Regions from separate parts of the Homo sapiens genome. Here region 1 is linked to region 2. Evidence: chromatin contacts called from ENCODE Hi-C data. All regions are on one chromosome and are shown on one strand. Each heading gives the region's core, a stretch centred on a gene start or an enhancer-like site at or near the end of the contact. The rest is flanking DNA. Distances are from core to core; before and after follow the strand shown. Region 1 overlaps UBE3A (ubiquitin protein ligase E3A). Region 2 holds the start of SNURF (SNRPN upstream open reading frame).

The links. Hi-C counts contacts between places; a loop is a spot of excess contacts on that map. Pooled maps may share reads with other maps.
Region 1: a loop to region 2 is called in a pooled map of gastrocnemius medialis, with 2.8 times the contacts of the local background. The contact joins the enhancer-like site here to the promoter of SNURF in region 2. A Hi-C loop is called at or near these places in 1 of 168 maps with a recorded cell type or tissue (naive thymus-derived CD4-positive, alpha-beta T cell), 2 of 37 single-sample maps with no recorded cell type and 4 of 50 pooled maps.

What each region holds. Positions count from the first base shown.
Region 1 is chr15:25,344,475-25,348,929 of GRCh38, reverse strand. All of the region lies in intron 11 of UBE3A (ubiquitin protein ligase E3A), which reads left to right. The region is part of intron 146 of SNHG14 (small nucleolar RNA host gene 14); the gene reads right to left. Among named protein-coding and RNA genes, the nearest start is that of SNORD109B, 68 kb to the right of the region's middle. Within about 2 kb of position 2,834, at least 5 of the 41 ENCODE cell types and tissues checked have a DNase peak (open chromatin) inside an H3K27ac peak, as active enhancers do.
Region 2 is chr15:24,952,503-24,957,129 of GRCh38, reverse strand. SNURF (SNRPN upstream open reading frame) reads right to left here and starts at 2,143. Exons shown (of 3, transcript NM_001394334.1): 1 at 2,068-2,143. The coding sequence starts at 2,081. It overlaps SNRPN (small nuclear ribonucleoprotein polypeptide N), which reads right to left and starts at 2,143. Exons shown (of 10, transcript NM_003097.6): 1 at 2,068-2,143. All of the region lies in intron 4 of SNHG14 (small nucleolar RNA host gene 14), which reads right to left. RefSeq lists enhancers at 293-342, 31-596, 613-772, 597-1,162, 1,163-1,728.

The DNA of each region.
Region 1 (4,455 bases), core at 1,585-4,084, 390 kb before region 2:
CTGCAGAGATTTTGATTTGGGTTGCCTTGACTGGGGCAGGTCAATTTGGAGAGAATTCACATTTTAACAATATATTCTTCCAATCCTTGAACACCGTACGTCTCTCCATTTATTTAGATGTTTGTTAGTTTATCTCAGCACTGTTTTATAGTTTTTAATGTTGAAATCATGTACTCTTTGGTTAGGAATAAACTTAAAATATGTTTCTAATGCTATTAGTGGTATTTTTTAAATACTGCTTTTCACTTGTTTATTACTATCTTGAAATAAAATCGATTTTTATATATTGATCTTATATCCTATAACCTTTCTAAATTGACTTATTCTAGTAGTTATTTAGTAGATTTCATAGGGTTTTCTAGTAAACAGCTATGTCATCTACAAATCAAGACAGGTTTCTTTCTTTCCAATGTTTATGTTATTTATTACTGTTCCTCTATTGCACTGGCTAGAACCTTTGGTAGAAGGTATTCTTACTTTATTCCTCATTTTATTGAGAGAGACTATAATATTTACCATTAACTGTGATGTTACTTGTAAACAAAAAGTTTGTATTTCTCTGGGATTAAAAACCAAGAGTCCATTTGGTTTTTTACTGTTGAGTTTTAAGGGTTCCTTATGTATTTTCTAGGTATGTTCTTCCTTCATTGAATTGTTTTTTTCACATACGTTAAAAATCACTTGAGAATATTTATATAGGTCTGCTTCTGAGATTTATCTGTTTATCAGGTTTTGTTTCATTTATTTTGAGGCTCTATCATTTGGTTCATACCCATTTAGAATTACTATGTCTTGGTGATTGGTCCTTTATCATTATATAAGTTTTTTCTGTTTTGCGATTTTCTTTGCTCTGAATCTGATATGAGTGTAACCATTTGTTTTTTTTTAAATTAATGTTTGCATGATCTGTCTTTTACTATCATTTTACTTTCATCCTGTGTTGCTGAATTTGAAACGAATCTCTTGTAAACAGCATATAGTTGTCATTTTAATAAAAACTGTTAGTCTCTGCCTTTTAATTTTTTTATTTAGACCATTTATATTTAAGGTAATTATTGATATGTTAGGGAGAGGTCTGCCATTTTATTATTTGTTTTCTGTTTCTGTCTTCTGTTTATGGTTATTTATTTATTGCCTTCCATGATTACTTGAACATTTTTTAAGATTTTTAAGACCCTTGATTTATTTAGTGTTTGGGTTTTGTTTTGTTTGTTTGTTTGTTTTTGTTTCGAGACACAGTCTCGCTCTGTTGCCCAGGCTGGAGTGCAGTGGCACAATCTCAGCTCACTGCAACATCGGCTTCCCAGGTTCAAGCAATCCTCCCGCCTCAGCCTCCTGGGTAGCTGGGACTACAGGCACATGCCACCACACCTGGCTAATTTTTGTATTTTTATTAGAGATGAGGTTTCACCATATTGGCCAGGCTGGTCTCGAACTCTTGACCTTGTGATCTGTCCACCTCAGCCTCCCAAAGTGCTGGAATTACAGGCATGAGCCACCATGCCTGGCCTTCTATGTGTTTTTTATAGTTGTTTTCACGGTCATTGTGGGTATCACATTATAGATAATGTGACTTACCACCATTCACTGCCATCAATACCATTACATGGAATGAGATATGGAAACCTTAATTTCAGTTGGGTCTCTTTCCCCACTTTTAAATAGTATTGTTTTGAGGATTAATGCTATTACAGTTTTTGTATCAGTTATCCAATATGACTTATAGAACTTATCAAGGGAGTGATGCTCTGTTGTATGTACCCATGTTTCTGCTATTTCCATTATTTTTTCCAAGATTCCATCTTTTATTACTTCCATTAGCCAGTCTTCAAAGGCAGTTCTGCTAGTGAGAAATTCTTTTTGTTTTTCTCTTTCTGAAGATGACTTTATTTTCCCTTTATTCCCAAAGAATAGTTTTATTTGTGCTATTTGGGGTTCGCTCAGCTTCTTGAAGCTGTAAGTTTGTGTCTTTTGCCAAACATGGAAAATTTTCAACCATTATTTCTTCAGGTGTTCTTTCAGCGTCACTCTTTTCTCCATTCTAGGCCTCTAATGATACAAATGTTGAGTCATTTGTTACTGTTCCACATGGACCTGAGGCATGGTTCATTTTTCAGTCTATTTTCTCTCTTTTGTTCAGATTTCTCTCCTTTGTCATCTTCACTCTACTGTTGAGCCCATCTAATGATTATTTTTCTCCTATTGTATTTTTTAGGTCTATAATTTCCATTTGCTTTTTTTTCCTTGTATCTTGTTTCCTTGCTGAGATTTTCTATTGTTTCGTTTTTGAAACAGTAGAACTTGTAATTGCTTGTCAAATCATTTCTCTGATGGCAGCATTAAGATCCTTGCCAGATAATTTCAGCATCTTACTCATCCCAGTGTTGGCGTTTTCTTTCCTTCATGTAATTTTCCTGGTTCTTGGTATGACAGATAATTTTTGGATTGTGTCTCGGACATTTTAGTTATTATATCAGGAGACTCTGTACTTTTTAAAAATTTTAACTTCAGTAGTAACCTGTTAAGGTATAGCATGTAGGTACTAGCATATATTTGTGAGCTGTGGTTCCAGTGACCATTTTTCAGAGGCTTTATGGTGCTGTTTTGGTTTGTTGCTTTTATCTCAGTCCACTGGGGCTCGCACTGGTTCCTAGTAGTGCTGCTTGAGGGGCCTTCTCCAGGCTGAGCTGCGCAGAGTGTGTTTGGGTGAGGGAAGAGGACCCCCACTAGATTTTCGTGGGCTGGAGAGTGCTTCCTGAGCCTTGTGCCTGTTGTGGCAGGCTCCCCCTTGCTGGTGTTCCTGGCAGTGCTCCTGACCACATTGTGTCCCTGGGCTGTGGAACACTTGCAGGAAAGGTGAACACTGCCAGGACCAATTATAGCAGAATTCCTCCTGCCAGTACACAGCAGCACTGTGGCTCTGGACCAGCAAGGAGAGTCTCAAGCATGGGTTTGTTTCTTTTTGATTTTAAGATTTTTCTTCTGCCTTCAGGTTCTGGTATTATTGTTCTGTTTTATTCACCTTTATGTTTCTTCTAGTTTAGTTTTAGTTTCTTTGTATTTGATGGGATTTTTTTCCTTGCATTTCTAATTACTCCTTAGTTGTGTCATGTCTTCCTTTTTTTCAGTTACCCTCATTCAGAAATTTCCCATTTCTAATGATTTGTTATTTTTTAAATTCTTTTTAGCTCAGTTTGAAATTTGTTTACAGTTTTCATGTTTTATTTGCATATTGTTTCATGTACTTTGATTTTCTGTAGGGACACCATTCTCATGTATATGCACATACTTTTTCTCTAATAATTACACTGTTTCACTCTGTTCTGTTATTTATTTATTTGTGTGTGTGTGTGTGTGTGTGTGAGTGAAATGAGTTTCTCATACTTGGACGAGGGAGAGATGGGCCAGGATAACTTTTTTCGCTTTTTAGGGACGAGGAGAAGTCTGTGTTTTTGTAAAATGGTCAAAAATATGCCCTTGTGCTTTCTGAAACTGCCTTCTTTACTCCTCTATCCCACACATATATTTGAACTTTTTTTTGGTTTTTATTACTGACCTGGTCCATTCGGAAGTTATTCCCAGAAGTTTTTCCTCGGTACAAGGTTTGTTTCTGGTGGGGGTTTGGTATTCGGGTGTTTTAAGGGCCCAGAGCTTACTACATCATGATCCCTTTGTAATCATCTGCAAATTAGATCCTGTAGAACTTTTTAAAACTTTAAGCCCTGTTTTCAGATTGGCCTGTGCTTTCCAGTGGGTTGGCAGTGTTCTCAGGGCTGTCAGAAACCCAGTCAGTTACCTTGCATCTGCTTCCTTACTAACCAGTCTTGTAGTTGTCAGAGCTTTGTTTCTGTCCAATTATATGCAATGGTTCATGGTTTTGTTGTAGATAATGTCTCTGGGTCTTTGGTTTTCTCATTCAGTTTGCTGTTTTTGTAGGGGAGGTTGGGAGGGAATAAAACAAAAAATAATAATAATAATAACTATGTCGTTGCCATCATCATCTTTCCAGAACCTGCTACCTGCCCTTCACCTGATTTTCGTATTTATCAGTATCATTACCTTAATCTGTTATCTCATTGGGGATTGCAAAATGGCTGTTTGGGGAAAAAAAATTTCCATCTGCTTGTCCTACATATATACCTGGCATTCTTTTTTCTCATCATTGGGTGCCATTTGATTACCTTGAAAAACAGTTCTACAGAAAAGGCATGATAAAATAGATTTAAGGTTTTTAGAGTAAGGAGTTAATGTAATAATTTTAATAGTGACAATTTAATTTTGTTTTTTGGTTGGTTTTTGCTGCCTTTTTGAATATTACGAACTAATGAATGTTTTTGTATTTAATACGTTTCACAGTCATTACTCTAAATGATATTCAAATTGCTTAGCTATCGTGTGCTTTTAAAATGACCCTATTAGATTTTGAGATTTCTAACTAATCTCGAACATTCATTC
Region 2 (4,627 bases), core at 894-3,393:
AATGTGTCGAATGGAAATCAAAGACTACAGGGAGTTAAAAAAAAGGGGTTAACAAGTCCAGTTTGAAAATAGAGAATTAGCGCACAATACAACCAAGAGAGGAACTACAAAAATGAAAAGGTACGATTTTCCAGGGAGTCAGAAAACCAATTTAAAATCTCTATCATTAATGGAGGCTTGCTGAAACAGCACAGCAGGTCTTGGGGTGGCTGCACCTTTGATGGCCTCCAGGCCGCCACCACTCTAGTTTACTGCAGAGCTGAAAAGCAGTAGCCCAGTGCAGCTGCCATCCCACACAGGCGGAGGTGGTACAAATGCCTGGCCTCTAGCCACATTCCCCTCCAGTCCTCTACTGCTGCACCGTGGGTAAGGGGTGGCTGCCAAGCTTGCTAGGCGGAGCCTGCGCCAACCCATCTCCCTCCTCCCCCCTCTACTGCGCCACAACCGGAAAGGAACAGCTGCTGTATCAGCCAGGTGAAGGGGAGGGCTGCCATTCCTTCCAGGCAAAAGCTGCGTAAGCCCTCGCTCCCCTGCCCCACGTCTCGCCCCACTGCAAGCGGAGGCGACTGTCACCTCTGCTGCGTCTGCGCAACCTGCATCCTTTCCCAAGCAGCACTTTGGGGAGGGGGCAGCCGCCCACCTTGGCCGGCTTCCTCTCCTTACCACTGCACCCTAAAGAGGGTACGGCTGAAACTCCGAAACAGCAGAAGCTGAACACACACCACCTGCCCCCTCCCCACTGGCGGCTCTACAGGGAGGAAGCGGCCACCCCCCCGCTGAAGCGCTTGCGCAGATCTAAGCCGCTGCAGCGGCGGCCATCTTGAAGGAGCTGCACAATGGCAGTGACGCAACACAGACCCCCAGGTTATTTCGACATAGCCTTCCAAGACCTGGTTCCCAACAGAGAGAAACAATGAAAAAAAAGTAACCCCCAGGCATCACCTGGCCTATCAGTCAAAAGATCTGTAAATGCAAGTTCTGCACATCATTCCAGTCTTCTTATGCCATAGCCTCTAAAGCGAGGGTTCCTAAAGGGTACGCAAGGATTCCACGCATTTCTGCAGCCCCTGCGGCAGTGTAGGCATTGCGCAGTTTTAATAAAAAAGCACCACCACCACAGTAGGCAAACCAGATGACCATCGCAGGTCACAGGAAAATTAAAGGCTGCGGACTGTGCTACTGCCCCTTCTGATGCCCCCTCCTCTACACAGCAATCATTCAGCGTCCCTTAGTCACTCCGGACAGCGACAGGCCCCGCGGCCGCCATGCCCACCGCCTCCATGCCATGCCCACCGCCGCCATGCCTACCGCCGCCAAAGTCCACCACCGCCATGCCTACCCGCTGCCAATGCCCACCGCCGCCAATACCCACTGTCGCCGCCTTCCCCCTACCTCCCAGCCACTTCCTACGGACTCTCCCCGCGCCGCGACCACCAACACAACCCCCACCACTGTCACACCGACTCATCCCCCTGGTCCACTGCCATAGCCTCCTCGCCTCGGTCACTGCGACGAATTCCCCCCCCAGTCGCCCCACGTACCCTGCTCCACCACGCAGTGGTCACTATTATACACCTACCTGCGCTCAACACCCCCTAAATACCGATCACTTCACGTACCTTCGCCCCGCCACAATCACTCCAATATACCTACCTCCGCCTAAAATCCCTATGCACTGGTCCCCCCACGTACCCTCGCCACACGGAACTGCAATCACCCTGATGTACCCACCTCCACCCATGTCCCTTGCCCACTGCGGTTACCCCGCATGCTCCCAGTCACCACCGCCCTTCCCACCGCAGACACCCGCAATAGGACCTGTCGCGACACCACAGTTGGGGGCGGATGGGGGACGCGCCCCAATGCGAGCGGACAGGATACCATCGGGGCAGAACGGCACAACAGCAAGCCTCTGAACATTCCGGATCTGGTTCTCCAGAACAAAGGACTTTAGGGCCCAAATTCCGTTTATTCAGTACTCCAAGTCCTAAAAACTTGGAATATCTGATGAATAAAAGTGGCCGCTCCCCAGGCTGTCTCTTGAGAGAAGCCACCGGCACAGCTGACCTTGCCCGCTCCATCGCGTCACTGACCGCTCCTCAGACAGATGCGTCAGGCATCTCCGGCGGCCGCTCCACTCTGCGCCAGACTCGCTGCAGCAGCGGCAGGCTTCGCACACATCCCCGCCTGAGCATGCGCGCCAGCCTGCCTCTGCGGCCGCGCAGGCGTGCTTGTTTGCCGCAGTGCAGGGGTCCCAGCTCCCTCCCTCACCGGAATGACCTGGGGGGAGGGGGCTACTGGACCCCTAGGGCCCCACAGCACTGTTGCAATGAGAGGGGGCCTCTAGAAACCATAAGCAACCTGGGATCAATGGACATGTCTACCTGTTTTTTAAAATGTGTAAAATACTAAAGAAATAATTCTTGGTTCTACAATAAATTTTTGCACACACCACTGGCCAAACAATCCTAATTTACACTCACCCTCAGGTCTTCCTATGTGCGGTACAAAAAAGCTGGTTTGGAAAAGTTAAATGCGCCATAACCACAATCAATGCAAATACGCCAGACTTGAAATCCTTCCAAAAGAAAATATCCCTAACTCTAAAAGCATGCTACATTGTTCAAATTTGGTGCGATTTTTCTACCCTTTTTCTACTTTCTACATTTTGAGGGGGTAAATTGTGAAAATTATCTCCCCCAAAATCACAATATAATTAAACTCTCCTATACGGAATGGATAGATCATTCAACTCAAAAACACTGGCTATTCAATTTTTGTAAAACAAAAATATGAACTTAGACCCCCACCTAAGATCTAAGTAGGAGAGCCTTTCTTTGCCTATTAGAATTGGATACATTAAAATTTTTACCAATAATCAATGATAGCTGGAGTGGGGAGAAACAGGCACTTTTATATAATACTAATGGACAAGTAAACATTATTTACGACATAATATTCTATCTGCAGAAATAACGGAAGCATCAGTAACTCCAAAATTTAGACGCTGATGTAGCTTGGGAAAAGACACTGCAGAAAAGAAGAAAATAATCCTGAAACTGCATCTGCATAGTTTTTACACACATTTGCCCTTTCTCAATTGCCCATTATCGAAGAAGGGAGGGTGATGTGAGTGGAGGTTGACTAAATGGTTAAATCCCCTCCCAAGCCCTGTAAGCTACTGCTCAGTTCCCAATGATCCTACATTAAAACAGGTGCGCAGAGGCTTATCAATGCTGACTTCTATCGTAACAAAATCTCAGAAACTGTGTAATGTTCCTCACAGAGAACAGATAGGCTAACTAAATAAACGTATATATAAATAATAACATGCAATATGGCTGATGGAAAAAATGATGTATTAGGCTGAATCATATAAAATTGTCAATATTGAATTGTTTTGACCTACAAAAACATTGCAATTTCTAATAGTTCATTGATACATATTCACATAAAATAACATGGGAAGTTGACTCTGATCACGGGAGTCAATCGAAAAATAAAATGTAGGCTGGGCACAGTGGCTTACGCCTGTATTCCCAGCACTTTGGGAGGCCGAGGTGGGCAGATCACGAGGTCAGGAGATCGAGACCATCCTGGCCAACATGGTGAAACCCATCTCTACAAAAAACAGAAAAATTAGCTGGGCGTGATGGCACATGCCTGTAATCTTAGCTACTCGGGAGGCTGAGGCAGGAGAATTGCTTGAACGTGGGAGGCGGAGGTTGCAGTGAGCTGAGATCACACCACTGCACTCCAGCCTGGTGACAGGGCAAGACTCCATCTCAAAAAAATAAATAAAATAAAAGCATACTGTATGTTCAGTTTTACACTGAAAAAATTATGAAAGAATACACACCATTATAGTCCAGTGATGAAAACCATGCCTTTGGACTCAGGCTCTTTTGATTCAAATTCTAGCTTTGACTCTTGACCACAATGTTACTTTGAGCAAGTTATCTAACCCTCTGTGCATTAAATTCCTAATCTGTAACAAAAGAAGGGATTCTGTTTACTTTATACAATGGCTTAACAATTAAATGAGCTAAAATACTATTTAGAACAGGTCCTAGTATAAGCTGGGTAAAAATGTTGGCTCTTAGAACTTCACCAAATGTTAGAGTACTACTTCTTCTAGGAGCAGGAATTGGGTGTTCATTTTTTATTCTCATTGTTTTAACTAATTTCTATATCTTATATTTCTTTTTTTTCCTAATATCCTTTTTCCATTGTGGACACCAAACTTACATGCCACAAACATTATAATCATGTTTCTTTAGGTTTCTCTTGGCTGTCACAATTTGAGATTGTTTTGTATTTTTAATTTTTACAGTGCTTGGTACTTTTTGCAGTGATTATGAATTACTTTTACAATTAAAGTATTATTAAAATTAAATAAAATTATATTCAATTCTCAACTCGCACTTATCTAGTTTCTTGGACCTATCTTCCATTGTTTCTGGTGTGTTCTCTTTTCAAACTCTGACTGCCTTTCCTCATAATTTCCTGTTTGTTCTACTCCATTAGGAAATTCGCTTTGGAGTCTGAGAGGTCACAATGGGTGTCCTGGGCTTTACAGAAAATCTAAAGAGAACTGCCATTAGGCTCACTTATATTTTATGTTAGT